Linked DNA regions of Homo sapiens: regions 1, 2 and 4 are each linked to region 3. The links are chromatin contacts, found by Hi-C in ENCODE. All regions are on one chromosome and are shown on one strand. The core of a region is the stretch at or near the end of the contact, and the rest is flanking DNA. Distances in the headings are between cores, read along the strand shown.

What was found. A loop is a pair of places that touch in the nucleus more often than their neighbours do. Pooled maps may share reads with other maps.
Region 1: a pooled map shows a loop between it and region 3 (7-fold over the local background). The contact joins two enhancer-like sites. A Hi-C loop is called at or near these places in 2 of 37 single-sample maps with no recorded cell type and 6 of 50 pooled maps.
Region 2: a loop to region 3 is called in a pooled map, with 18 times the contacts of the local background. The contact joins two enhancer-like sites. A Hi-C loop is called at or near these places in 7 of 37 single-sample maps with no recorded cell type and 4 of 50 pooled maps.
Region 4: a map with no recorded cell type shows a loop between it and region 3 (10-fold over the local background). The contact joins two enhancer-like sites. A Hi-C loop is called at or near these places in 7 of 37 single-sample maps with no recorded cell type and 4 of 50 pooled maps.

The regions. Positions count from the first base shown.
Region 1 is chr10:71,872,427-71,875,413 of GRCh38, reverse strand. No RefSeq gene overlaps it. Among named protein-coding and RNA genes, the nearest start is that of LINC03139, 4.2 kb to the left of the region's middle. RefSeq lists an enhancer at 1,726-1,795. Within about 2 kb of position 1,718, at least 4 of the 41 ENCODE cell types and tissues checked have a DNase peak (open chromatin) inside an H3K27ac peak, as active enhancers do.
Region 2 is chr10:71,834,977-71,838,007 of GRCh38, reverse strand. All of the region lies in intron 1 of PSAP (prosaposin), which reads left to right. Among named protein-coding and RNA genes, the nearest start is that of PSAP, 15 kb to the left of the region's middle. RefSeq lists enhancers at 593-1,362, 1,266-1,365, 1,476-1,545, 1,363-2,132. Within about 2 kb of position 1,692, at least 26 of the 41 ENCODE cell types and tissues checked have a DNase peak (open chromatin) inside an H3K27ac peak, as active enhancers do.
Region 3 is chr10:70,576,941-70,579,782 of GRCh38, reverse strand. No RefSeq gene overlaps it. Among named protein-coding and RNA genes, the nearest start is that of PRF1, 24 kb to the left of the region's middle. Within about 2 kb of position 1,307, at least 8 of the 41 ENCODE cell types and tissues checked have a DNase peak (open chromatin) inside an H3K27ac peak, as active enhancers do.
Region 4 is chr10:71,692,917-71,695,616 of GRCh38, reverse strand. It overlaps CDH23 (cadherin related 23), which reads right to left. Exons shown (of 70, transcript NM_022124.6): 21 at 1,358-1,470; 22 at 92-199. Among named protein-coding and RNA genes, the nearest start is that of C10orf105, 26 kb to the left of the region's middle. RefSeq lists an enhancer at 1,495-1,564. Within about 2 kb of position 1,321, at least 17 of the 41 ENCODE cell types and tissues checked have a DNase peak (open chromatin) inside an H3K27ac peak, as active enhancers do.

The sequences.
Region 1 (2,987 bases), core at 469-2,968, 1.3 Mb before region 3:
ATGGATTAAGGGCGGTGCAAGTTGTGCTTTGTTAAACAGATGCTTGAAGGCAGCATGCTCCTTAAGAGTCATCACCACTCCCTAATCGCAAGTACCCAGGGACACAAACACTGCGGAAGGCCGCAGGGTCCTCTGCCTAGGAAAACCAGAGACCTTTGTTCACGTGTTTATCTGCTGACCTTCCCTCCACTATTGTCCTCTGACCCTGCCAAATCCCCCTCTGCGAGAAACACCCAAGAATGATCAATAAAAAAAAATAAATAAATAAAAATAAATAAATAAATAAATATTTTTTCCACACAAAACTGGGGCTACACATTTAGTCCCTTTAAGAAGAATGCCTGCCACATCACGCCCCATCAACACAGTCAAGCAAGACAAGACTTTCTTTCTGTCAGAAAACCCTGGCTTCATGTTTGAAATTCAAATAAGGGTGTGGCCCCATGACAACGTTCTCACTTCTGAGCCTTATCTGGGCCAAAGGAGTGTGACCCTGGTTCCTGCCCTCATAGTGTGCTGAGAACAGGCTCTGCCTCCAGGTACCTCTCTAACTACCTACTGGGGGTAGGAGGTTGTTCACAGGGCACTGCCCCATGGAAGGCCCAGTTGGGCGGGAGTTGTGCCTTTCTTGTGTGAGGTGGCAGGATACCAAGAAAGGGGACACGGGGGGCTGGGCCCGGTGGCTCACGCTTGTAATCCCAGCACTTTAGGAGGCCAAGGCGGGTGGATCACGAGGTCAGGAGATCGAGACCATCCTGGCTAACACGGTGAAACCCCATCTCTCCTAAAAATACAGAAAATTAGCCGGACGTGGTGGCAGGTGCCTGTAGTCCTAGCTACTCGGGAGGCTGAGGCAGGAGAATGGTGTGAACCCGGGAGGCAGAGCTTGCAATGAGCAGAGATCGCGCCACTGCACTCCAGCCTGGGCGACAGAGCAAGACTACATCTCAAACAAAAAAAAAAAAAGAAAGAAAGAAAGGGGACACGGGGAAGCCAGACAGGAGGATGGCAGCCACATGACATTGCTGTGCATCCAGGATTTGAGCGTGGATAGCTCTGAGGGAGAGTTGTGTGGGATCTGCACCCAGGCTCCATGCTCTGACATGGAGGATGAAGAGTGGGGAAAAGAGAAGGATCCCGGATACCACTTAGAGGCCACTGAGGCCACCTGGGAGATGATGGTGGCCTGGACTGGGGTAGTAGTAGTGGAAGTGCTGAGAGCAGGTTTAGTTCAGGAAATATTTGCCTTCTCCCTGGGTTCTGGAGCCTGGCACGCTTATTTGCAAAGGGGACCTCCCCACCCACAGGGGCTGCAGGATTAGGAAGCCACACACAAACAAAGCCACACACCAGTCCAGGGCAAGGAACAATTTTTACAATCCAGTATAACAAGCTTCCAGGCTGTGTGCACACCTTCCAGATAGGCAGGGGGTTTGCAGATGAAAGGGAACCGGTGGCACAGCGCACACTGAGCTGAGAGTTGGGAACCTGGGTTTGAGTCTCTGATCTTCTCGGGGGGTAACCTTGGGCAAGGCCCTTGGCCTTTCAGAGCTGTGTGCTCCCCGTTGGGACAGTAAGGACAGTCATCTAGACCTTTCAGCTTTGAGGGTTTCAGTTCTAGTTTCCTGGGTCATGCTGGCTGTGTGCTCTCACTCCTTCTAGGGCTGTGGTTTTGCAGGCCTGGGACTTGGGCCCTTCTTTCTCATCAGGTATGGGACCCAAGCACAGTGGGTCCTCAACCGCCGGCTCACTGACTCTTCAACCCATCATGATGCTCAGAGATAGCAGTGGCTGGGTGACCAGATGTCCCTGGCCATGCTCAAAAGTGTCCTGGTGAGGATGATAAATTAGACACAAGTGGGCATGGTGGCTCACACCTGTAATCCCAGCACTTTGGGAGGCCTAGACGGGTGGATCATCTGAAATCAGGAGTTTGAGACCAGCCTGGCCAACATGGTGAAACCCTATCTCAGGCCGGGCGTGGTGGCTCATGCCTGTAATCCCAGCACTTTGGGAGGCCGAGGCAGGTGGATCACGAGGTCAGGAGTTTGGGACCAGCCTGGGCTGCATGGTGAAACCCCATCTCTACTAAAAAAATACAAAAAATTAGCCGGGCATGGTGGTGCGCACTTGTAATCCCAGCTACTTGGGAGGCTGAGGCAGGAGAATCGCTTGGATCGGGAGGCGGAGGTTGCAGTGAGCCAAGACTGGATCATGCCACTGCACTCCAGCCTGGGTGAGAGGGCGAAATTCCTTCTAAAAAAAAAAAAAAAAGAAAAGAAATCCATCTATACTAAAAATACAAAAATTAGCTGGAAGTGGTTGCACACCTGTAACCCCAACTACTCAGGAGGCTGACGCAGGAGAATTGCTTGAACCTGGGAGGCGAATGTTGCAGTGAGCCGAGATCGCGCCATTGCACTCCAGCCTGGGCAACAGGGCCAGACTCTGTCTCAAAAAAAAAAAAAAAAAAATTAGATGGTCACCTTTCCACTATAGGTTGTAGGACCCACCAACAACCTAAGATCACTTCCATCTCTGAAGGCCCAAGGGAGGCCAGAATCTGGCAGTCACCCTGAGTGGGGAGGGAAACAGAGAATAATGTGGAATCAGCTGAGTCACGGGGTCCAGCCGCATCCCCAGAAGGTGCCTTCTGGGACCTGCCCTGACCTGGAAAATTAAGCCTTTTCTAGAAATACAAGCTGCTACTGGCCTGGAGGAGGGTGGCACACATCAGTTTCTAGCCCTGCTATGTGGCCTTGTCCCTGTAACTCCTAGAACAAAGCTTAATAAACCCTCCTCGTCTTTCCTTGGGCAAGGCTTCTGAGGCCTCAGTGATTACATGAAATCCCAAGTTAATTTTTTAAGCAGATTATCTCTATGGCCAAAGACCAAAACAGTGGAAAAAGCCTTGCCCAGGGAGTCAGAAACTTGGGGGTTTTGTCCCAGCTCTAGCCTCTTGCTGGGTGACCTTGGGGGAGCCTCTT
Region 2 (3,031 bases), core at 443-2,942, 1.3 Mb before region 3:
TCGCCCACGGGGTTGAGCCCTCACCTTAGGGTGTGTGGGGCAGGTGAGACCATTCCCCCAAGCACCTGAGATCTGTCTGCCTTTGCAGCCTGGCTGCCGCTACTTCCCTTGGCTTCGCTCCTGAAAAGACAGGACAGTTTCTTCCCTTCCCCACAGAGAACTGGACTCCTTTGGAATGTTCTGGAATTCCCCACTCCCTCTCCACGTAGCCAGCCTTTTCTGTCACCATCTTGCAGGTGCCAATTCCAATTTCGTTTTGAGGAAGGCTCCGTTAGCATTGCCTTGCCGCTCCCATTCCCACCGATGCGTGGGATCACACACCATTACTTAGATGTCTGTTCCTCCTGCTCTTTGGGGTAAAGAAAATCGTGACTGTTCATTTGTTCTTTGGCCTGAGGGCCTCGGGCTCTGCGCAGTCAGTGGAGCTGGTAGCCATGCCTTCAGCTGGGTTGTTTACCTGCTTGTGTGGAGAAAAACCACCCTTGCCTGTAGAGCTTTATGATTAATCCACAGCTGGGACCTGAGAAGTTCCTCAAGTGCTAGGAGAAATGTGTGTGTAATAAAGTTTCTGGGAAAGGGATCCATGTCCCCAAAAGGTTCTGACCCACTGTTTGATCCCCTCTTAGGAGATCTGCTCTGGGAGTGGGCTTTGCACCTCTTGGCGGCTGGGAGCTCCCCAGCACCACCCAGTGGTGCCTGCCCTGAGGACACGCAGTCTATGAACGTATGTCATCATGTCGTTCATCCTGGGAGATGGAATCCGTTGCATACCACAGGCTGTTTTTGTAACATGCACCTTTATGTTTGGCTTGTGGTTGGAGGTAGAAGGGGGTGTCTTGCTAAGAAGGCACTTTCTAGGAGTTGGAATTTACGTGTTACTTCCTGTGTCCACGGAAATCTGTTTTACGCTGGAACTTGACTTTATAGGCGTACCGAATTCTCCACCATGCGTATCTTTTTGCCTCCAGATCTGAGGAAGAGGCCTGCTGCCATTCAGTAGGTCATGGATTGGGAAGTGACAGTCAGTTTGTATTAGCTGGGCCAGTTTCAGATACAAGGGGCTGCCCAAGATTATTTTCAGTCCAGGTTGGCCGGACCAAAACAAGTAACAAAGTCATCATGGAAAACGATTATTGTTTCACATTCCTAGAGGAAGTAGGCAGCCTACAAAGTATTCTCACATGGGCCTGTGAGAGTGTGTTGTGTTCCGGAAACACTCTAGATTTTGGTCAGCTGTAGCTAGTTCCCTGCTGAGAGGGCTGGAGAAAGTAGCTGGGTGGACATTACACTGGATGAGCATTTTTAAGAATCGGGGGTGCTGGTCACTTGCCCCTGCTTTTGGTGGTGACTCCTCTGTCTTGGCTCTGGTCTCCTGAGGTCTGAGCCCATCCTCTTCTGGCTTCCCTGTGTATCACTCTGCCTTCCTCTGCCTAGAGACTCATTTGGTAGCCTCCTGTTCATCTTGATTTGGAGGTAGGGCTAGGCAGTGTATCATGGTGTCATCATGGGTCCTTTTCAGAGTCCTAGGGGCCCAGGGCCTGCTAGGGTGTGGTGGGAGTCATCAGGTCTGGGGTTCCTATTTGTGCTGTCTCTGTGACCGCACAGTCCCCAGAGCCCTTACCCTCATGACTCAATTCTGCCTCCCCTCCACCGCTCCCCTGAGATTTATAACTGAGGCTGGCGCCAGCCATGCTTGGCTACACTGCGGGCTAACTAAGCTTTTGTGAGCCATCTGGGGAGCTTGGTACTGATTTGCATCTGGCACATGTTTTCCCCTGGAAACTAGAGTCCAAACCAGCAGCCTCTGGAATGTGGCCAGCTTGGTTGAGGTTGCGAACTGGACGTGTTTGTGATTTTGCTCCCAGGGGACAGGGAAGGCTATAATCTGGGCAGCAGATGAATAATTCATTTGCTTGTGTCTGAAGGGGTGAAGGTGATCTGACTCGAGCTTTGTGGGACTCAGTCTTTGTGTGAGTAGCTTGTGGAGGTAGTAATGAAAGAAAGCAGTTCATTCCTTACCCTCTCCTGGAGGAAGAACACGTACTGACCTATACAACACGTGTTTCCTATGTGTGTTACACACGTATGTAGAATTGGCTTACAGAGGGAAGCAGCATACAGCAAGATTCCTGAGGTTCTAAGTGTGTTTCTCAGGTGATTGTGTTTTGTTTTTTTTTTTTTTTTTTCTGTCTCAGACTTGGGTCAAGTATCTATTGCAGCAAAAGTTTGTTCAACCCTACTGAGATGCCTGTTGGAGTTTGACCCTCATGCCACCATCCTCTATGTGTAGTCCGATGTAATCTCTTGTTTCCTAGCTAAATAATTGGGCTAGAAGTGAGATGTGAATCTGAGGATTTTTTTCCCCATTTTTTTGGTTCTAAAATCAAGGACCTGTTTTAAGAAACATAGGCACTCTCAAGGCAGTTTATAAAATATTTTTAGGGCTAGGTATGGTAGCTCACCGCTGGAGTGCAGTGGTGAGATCTCGGCTCACTACAACCTCTGCCTCCTGGGCTCAAGCTATCCTCCCACCTCAGTCTCTCGAGTAGCTGGGATCACAGGTGCGTGCTACCATGCCCGGCTAATTTTTTGTAGAGATGAGGTTTTGCCATGTTGCCCAGGCTGGTCTCGAACTCCTGGACTCAACTGACCCCACCTCGGCCTCTCAAAGTGCTGAGATTATAGGCATGAGCCACCGGCAGCTGGCCATTGTTTTATGTTATAAGGGTATGAATTTTTTTTAATTTTAATTTTTATTTTATTTATTTATTTATTTATTTATTTATTTTTTGAAACGGAGTCTCGCTCTGTCACCCAGGCTCACTGCCAGCTCCGCCTCCCGGATTCACGCCATTCTCCTGCCTCAGCCTCCCGAGTAGCTGGAACTACAGGCGCCCGCCACCACACCTGGCTAATTGTTTTTTTTTGTATTTTTAGTAGAGATGGGGTTTCACTGTGTTAGCCAGGATGGTCTTGATCTCCTGACGTCGTGATCCACCCACCTTGGCCTCCCAAAGTGCTGGGATTATAG
Region 3 (2,842 bases), core at 58-2,557:
GGATAAGCTCTGATTGGGTGTAATTGGCCGGCTGAGTCACATGGCCAGCCCTGGGCCAATGGCAGTGCCAGGACAATGAGATGCACAAATTGGCTCAAGCCTTGGTTCTTGTTCCTGCTGGGGATGGGGAAAATCAGACATGGTTACCAGAAGGATGAATGGAGGCCAGGAGCAACAACAACCCCGTGTCTACTCTATGGACTCAGGTATAAGTGCTTACTTCACATATGATGAAAACCATAGTTCCAGTAAGGGGGAAATGTGGCTATTCCATAAATAATGTAGGCCAGCCTGGTGCAGTGGCACATGCCTGTGGTCCCAGCTACTTGGGAGGCTGAGGCAGGAGGACTGCTTGAGGCCAAGAGGTCAACACCAGCCTGAGCAACATAGCAAGATCCCATCTCTAAAATAATAATAACAAATAATAATAAATGTGGGCCAACTGGATATCCATTTTGGAAAAAAAAAATACACTATCTCATGTCATTCACAAAAGTTTATTCCAGATGAATTAAAGCATTAAACATAAAAGACAACACTGTAGAAATATTCAAAGAAAACATAGGAAAGAGATCTAGAACCTTGGGTAGGGAAGGCTTGCTTACACAAGTCAAAAAACACACCATGTATAAATTGAACAACTTCTCTATGAAAAAATACACTAAAAACGTTACAAGACCTGAGACAAACTGGGAGAAAGAACTGACTGTATATCTATCTACCTACCCACAAAACAAATTATATTAAAATTTTATGCCTGTTAATTAAAAAAAGACAATCTAGCAGAAAAATGGGCATATACATAACAGAATAAATTCAAATGGCCAGTAAACATATGAAAGGATGTTCCAACCTCATTACTAATCTGGAAAAGTCGAGTTAAGGTAAAAATAAAAGACTTTCTTTCTTATCAGATTGGCAAAAATTAAAAGGATTGGCGACCTCAAATGTTAAGGCAGGAATGGGGAAATGGATACTTTCATAAACTGTGAAAGGCTATGAGTGTTTAATTCAGCTTAGATGCCGTCATTTAGTTCAAAGAAAGAATAACAATTACTTTTGAAGGGCAAAGACACTGTGCAGGTTTGTTGATGGTGAGGTGGGCGGATGTGGGAAAAGGAAAGAATAGCCAAGAGGGGGTGCAAAGTGAAACTCAGAAGGCCCATAGATAATCTACCAGTGTGACTCAGAGAACACAAGCCATTTCCCATTCTTGTGGCTGTAGAGGGGAACCTCTTGAAAGTACACAGGGGTTTAAATAACATCAAGTCAGAGAACCACAAGAATTTGACGGAGGGCTTTCAAAGTCATCATGCTTTCCCCTTAGTCTCCTCCCCGAGTCACCCCAGCCTGGGCACTCTTCCAGGATCTACCTTTCTCTCCTCTCAACCTGTCATCGAAAATGGCAGAGAGGATTACCATATCCAGCCCTGAAACAAGCAAGGATTTGGCATCAGACACGGGTATCTCTAGCTGTAAAATAACACCTTGTGGTATTGTTGGAGGGTTGAACGAGATGATGACTGTAAAAGAAACCAGATATAATGCTTGACAAAGTAAGTAATCTAATAAAGGACATCATAAAATAAGCAAAGGTTATTGATCTGAAGCTAGGTCAGCTCCAGCATAGACTGAGACACACAGGAATGGAGAGGACAGGCTCTAAGACAGCATGTATATCTAATGGTATTTTAAAGCTAAAAAATAAATGCAACATATATGATAAAGTTATCATCTTAACAAATCAATAGGAAAGGGGTCAAGTGTGGTGGCTCACCCTGTAATCCCAACACTTTGGGAGACTGAGGTGGGAGAATCACTTGAGCCCAGAAGTTCAAGACAAGCCTGGCCAACATAGTGAGACCCCATCTCTACAAAAAAAAGAAAATTCAAAAATTAGCCGAGTGTGGTGGCATATGCCTATAGTTCCAGCTCTGGAGGCTGAGGTGGGAGAATCACTTGAGCCTAGGAGGTCGAGGGTGCAGTGAGTTATGATTGCACCACTGCACTCTAGCCTGGGTGATAAAGTAAGACCCTGACCCAGAAGCAGCATAGAATTTAAAAAAGAAAAAGAAAAGAAAAGAAAGAGAAAGGGAGAAAGGGAGAAGAAAAGGAGAAAGGCAGAAAGAAAGAAAAAGAGAGAGAGAGAAAGAAAGAAAAAGAGAGAGAGAGAAAGAAAGAAAGAAAGAAAGAAAGAAAGAAAGAAAGAAAGAAAGAAAGAGAGAAAGAGAGAGAGGGAGGGAGAGAGGAAGGAAGCGAGGAAGGAAGCGAGGAAGGGAGGGAGTGAGGGAAAGAGAAGGAGAAAGAGAAAGAGAAAGAAAGAGGAAGGAAGGAAGGAAAGAATGAAAGAAAGAAAAGAAAGAAAGAAGGAAGGAAAGAAAGAAAGAAAAGGAAGAAAGAAGAAAGAACAAAAAGAAAAAAGGAAGAGAAAGAATGAAAGAAAGAAAAAGAGGAGGAAAGAAGGAAGGAAACAATGAAAGAAGGAAGGAAGGAAAGAAAAGAAAGAAAGAAAAGGAAGAAAGAAGAACAAAAAGAAAGAAAGAATGAATGAAAGAAAGAAAGAGAGAGGAAGGAAGGAGAGAAAGAGAGAGAAAGAAAGAAAGAAGGAAAGGAAGGAAGACAAACGCCCAAACAAAAAAGTCAGCAAAGGACATAAACAATTCATAACAGAAAAAAAAATGGCCAAAACACATGAAAAAAATCCAACTTCACTATTAGTTAAAAAGAAATAAAATTGAACAAATATGAGATTCCATTCTGAGTCATAAAACTGTGGGCAGTGCTAGCAAGGCTGGGAAAGAGCATGCCCACTCACTGCTATCTGAGACTCTGAAACAGGGCA
Region 4 (2,700 bases), core at 72-2,571, 1.1 Mb before region 3:
CATAGGGGAAGGCCCCCTGGAATCGCAGTGGGAGGGGCACAGACCCCTGGGAAGGGCCGCCTGGCAGTTCTGCTGCTCTGCCACCACCTACCGTGGTCACATCAGAGTCTGGAGGGGTCATCTCCACCAGGTTGATGTAGTAGGGTGCGTCCTTCCACGTGGGGTGGTTGTCATTGATGTCCAGGAGGGTGATGTTTACCTGTGAAGCCATAAGGGGCGCTGGGAGACACACCCAGCTGAGATGGGCCAGGGCAGGGCCTGCCAGGGGAAAAGTGCTCAGATGCCCACGGGCAATCTTCGCATTAATTCTGCCAGCTCCACCAACCTTGGGAGCCTTGGGCAGAGCCTGGGCTTTCGAGGGCAGGAAGGAGCCAGGCCGCTTCAGGAGAGAGAGTTCCAGTGTTGTCCCATCAGGAGGCAGTGGAATGGATGTGATAAGCCCTGAAATCCTTGCTGTGACCTGGGGCTTCCCCCATCCCTGCCTCCAGTCTTGGCTGAAGGTGACTGACAGGGTGGGGGATCTAATAGAATCCCTTGAGCCTCCCCGTCTCAGCTACAAGCCAAGCAATTTCCCTGCTCACCTGCCACCAGGTACATTATTTATAGGGCTCTGATTCCTATTAGTAGGAGCCTCCCTTGACAGAGTAGGGCACTGGGGATTTTTCCATCAAATCCCTGGCCACGCGATACCGTCTCCAGCCTCTCTGGCTGGGTAAGGATGGGGTGGCTGCTGCAGACTGGGTGAGGGCCACAGTTTTGAGGGTGAGCCAAAGAAACCGAATGGGGAACAAAGAGGGGAGGTGGCTGGAGTGACTGTCAGCTGGTCCTCCCGCTTCCTCTCCCACAGAGGGCTTCTCACTTCCCCTTTCACTTCTGCAGCCGAGAGCTCATTCGAGGCCCCCACGTTTCGTTCCTCTAGCTTTCTACTCTCTGGGGCACATTAGATGGGGGAGAACAAGCCCCCAGGGACCCTCCAGGGCCCTGCTTCCTGCTCTGAGCTGCTCTTCCTCGCAGGAATGCCTGCTTCTGCTTTGTTGACAGGCACCAAGGCAAGGAGGGGCCTATGGGGCTCATGCCTTCTGCCACCTGCCCTCCTGGATTTTTAGGGGCAGGAGAGAAAGTATTTCATTTTGCTCCTCCCAAGTGCCCCTACATTCCTGGTGGTGATGCCTTTCTTCCCCACAGCTGTGGTGGCCCCGGGGGCTGACCTCTGCTGCTGATGGGTTCATTTTCGCCCCCTTGCTCATTCTCACAAAGCCTCACACTGGCTCAGGACACGGGGGTCCAGAGGTACAAGCAGGGAGCAGCAGCCTGGCCGGCGAGGGGGAGCTGGGGCACGGGAGGGGAGCGCACTCACGGTGGCGATGCCAGTTTTCTGGTTGTGGCCCACACCCCCGTCCACTGCGCGAACGATGAGGATGTATTCAGACTTGGTCTCTCGGTCAAGCAGAGACGTGGTGGTGATTTCCCCTGCCAGAGAGAGAAGTGGGTGCGTGAGAGGGTTTGGGTGGGCCAGGGAGAGAGGGAGGGAAGAAGAGAGAGAGCGAGGGAAGGAGAGAGGGTGAGAACTTGCACGAGAAATGTTAGCAAGCTACCATGATCTGGCGGCCTGGATGTGTTCCTGAGCTGGTGCTCACAGTGGGAGACGGGAGAGCTCCTGTGCCTTGGGAGCTGGTTCCCCAGGGCTGGGCAACATAACCCCATGAGGAGGAAATATTTGCAGATGTGGGAAAATCTAGGCTGATTCTCGGGGTTAGGGGCTGGAGAACAGGGCAGGAGGGCCATTAGGCCTTAAGCTCAGTCACAGATCACCTCTTGTTTAGACTTTTGACATTATCTTACTGGCTTTCTCACCTGGAGCTAGTTACTTCAATCCTCTGTGCCTCAGTTTCCTCATAGGGTCCAAAGGGAACCATAATAGGAACTACCTCATAGGGCTATTGTGGGGTTAATTTAATTAAGATCATGGAAATCTTAGAACAGTGCCAGGCACTGTTTATTTATACAGTCACAGAAATACAATGACAGGAAATAAAAACACCGGGTGTTCACATGCGTCTAACTTGTGACTCATTACTGGACAGTTCAACCTATCCAACCTTATCGTGCATTGATAATTAATAGTTATAAAATAATTTCCTAATTACATTGTGAAGAGCATAATTACATTGCCTCGAGTTGTTTTAGTGTGCTAAATCTGAACAATTAAACAACATTTCTTGTTCGCCTGTATTTGGTCTTTCTTTGTATTTTGGTGTAACTGAAATGCAAACATCACCCTGATAGTGGCGTGCTGGTAAATGTTTGACAACTGGCTCCCCAAAATAAAAAAAAAAAAAGGCATTTGCCAATTTCCTTGGTGTAAATAGCCCCACCAGGGCCCATTTTAAGCTACCAACTTGGTGGTATTGAATATGGAGTTCACAATTGAGTGCCTCGCTAGCTCTTGGGAGCAGGGTGAGCCAGTCCCAGCAGACTTCAGCAATCACAGCAGCCAGGCCATTTACTATCTTGCATCAGCCATGGGAGAGCACCCACGTGGTGAAGATGTGAGATGTGGATTTGAATTCTGATTATGGCCCTTCCCAGACGCTTGGCCTTGGAGAATTTTAATTCTTTGAAGCTTCAGTTTTCTCATCTATAAAATGGAGATTAGTGTGACTTCCATGCAGAGCCGTTGTGAGGCTACAGTAATTCTAG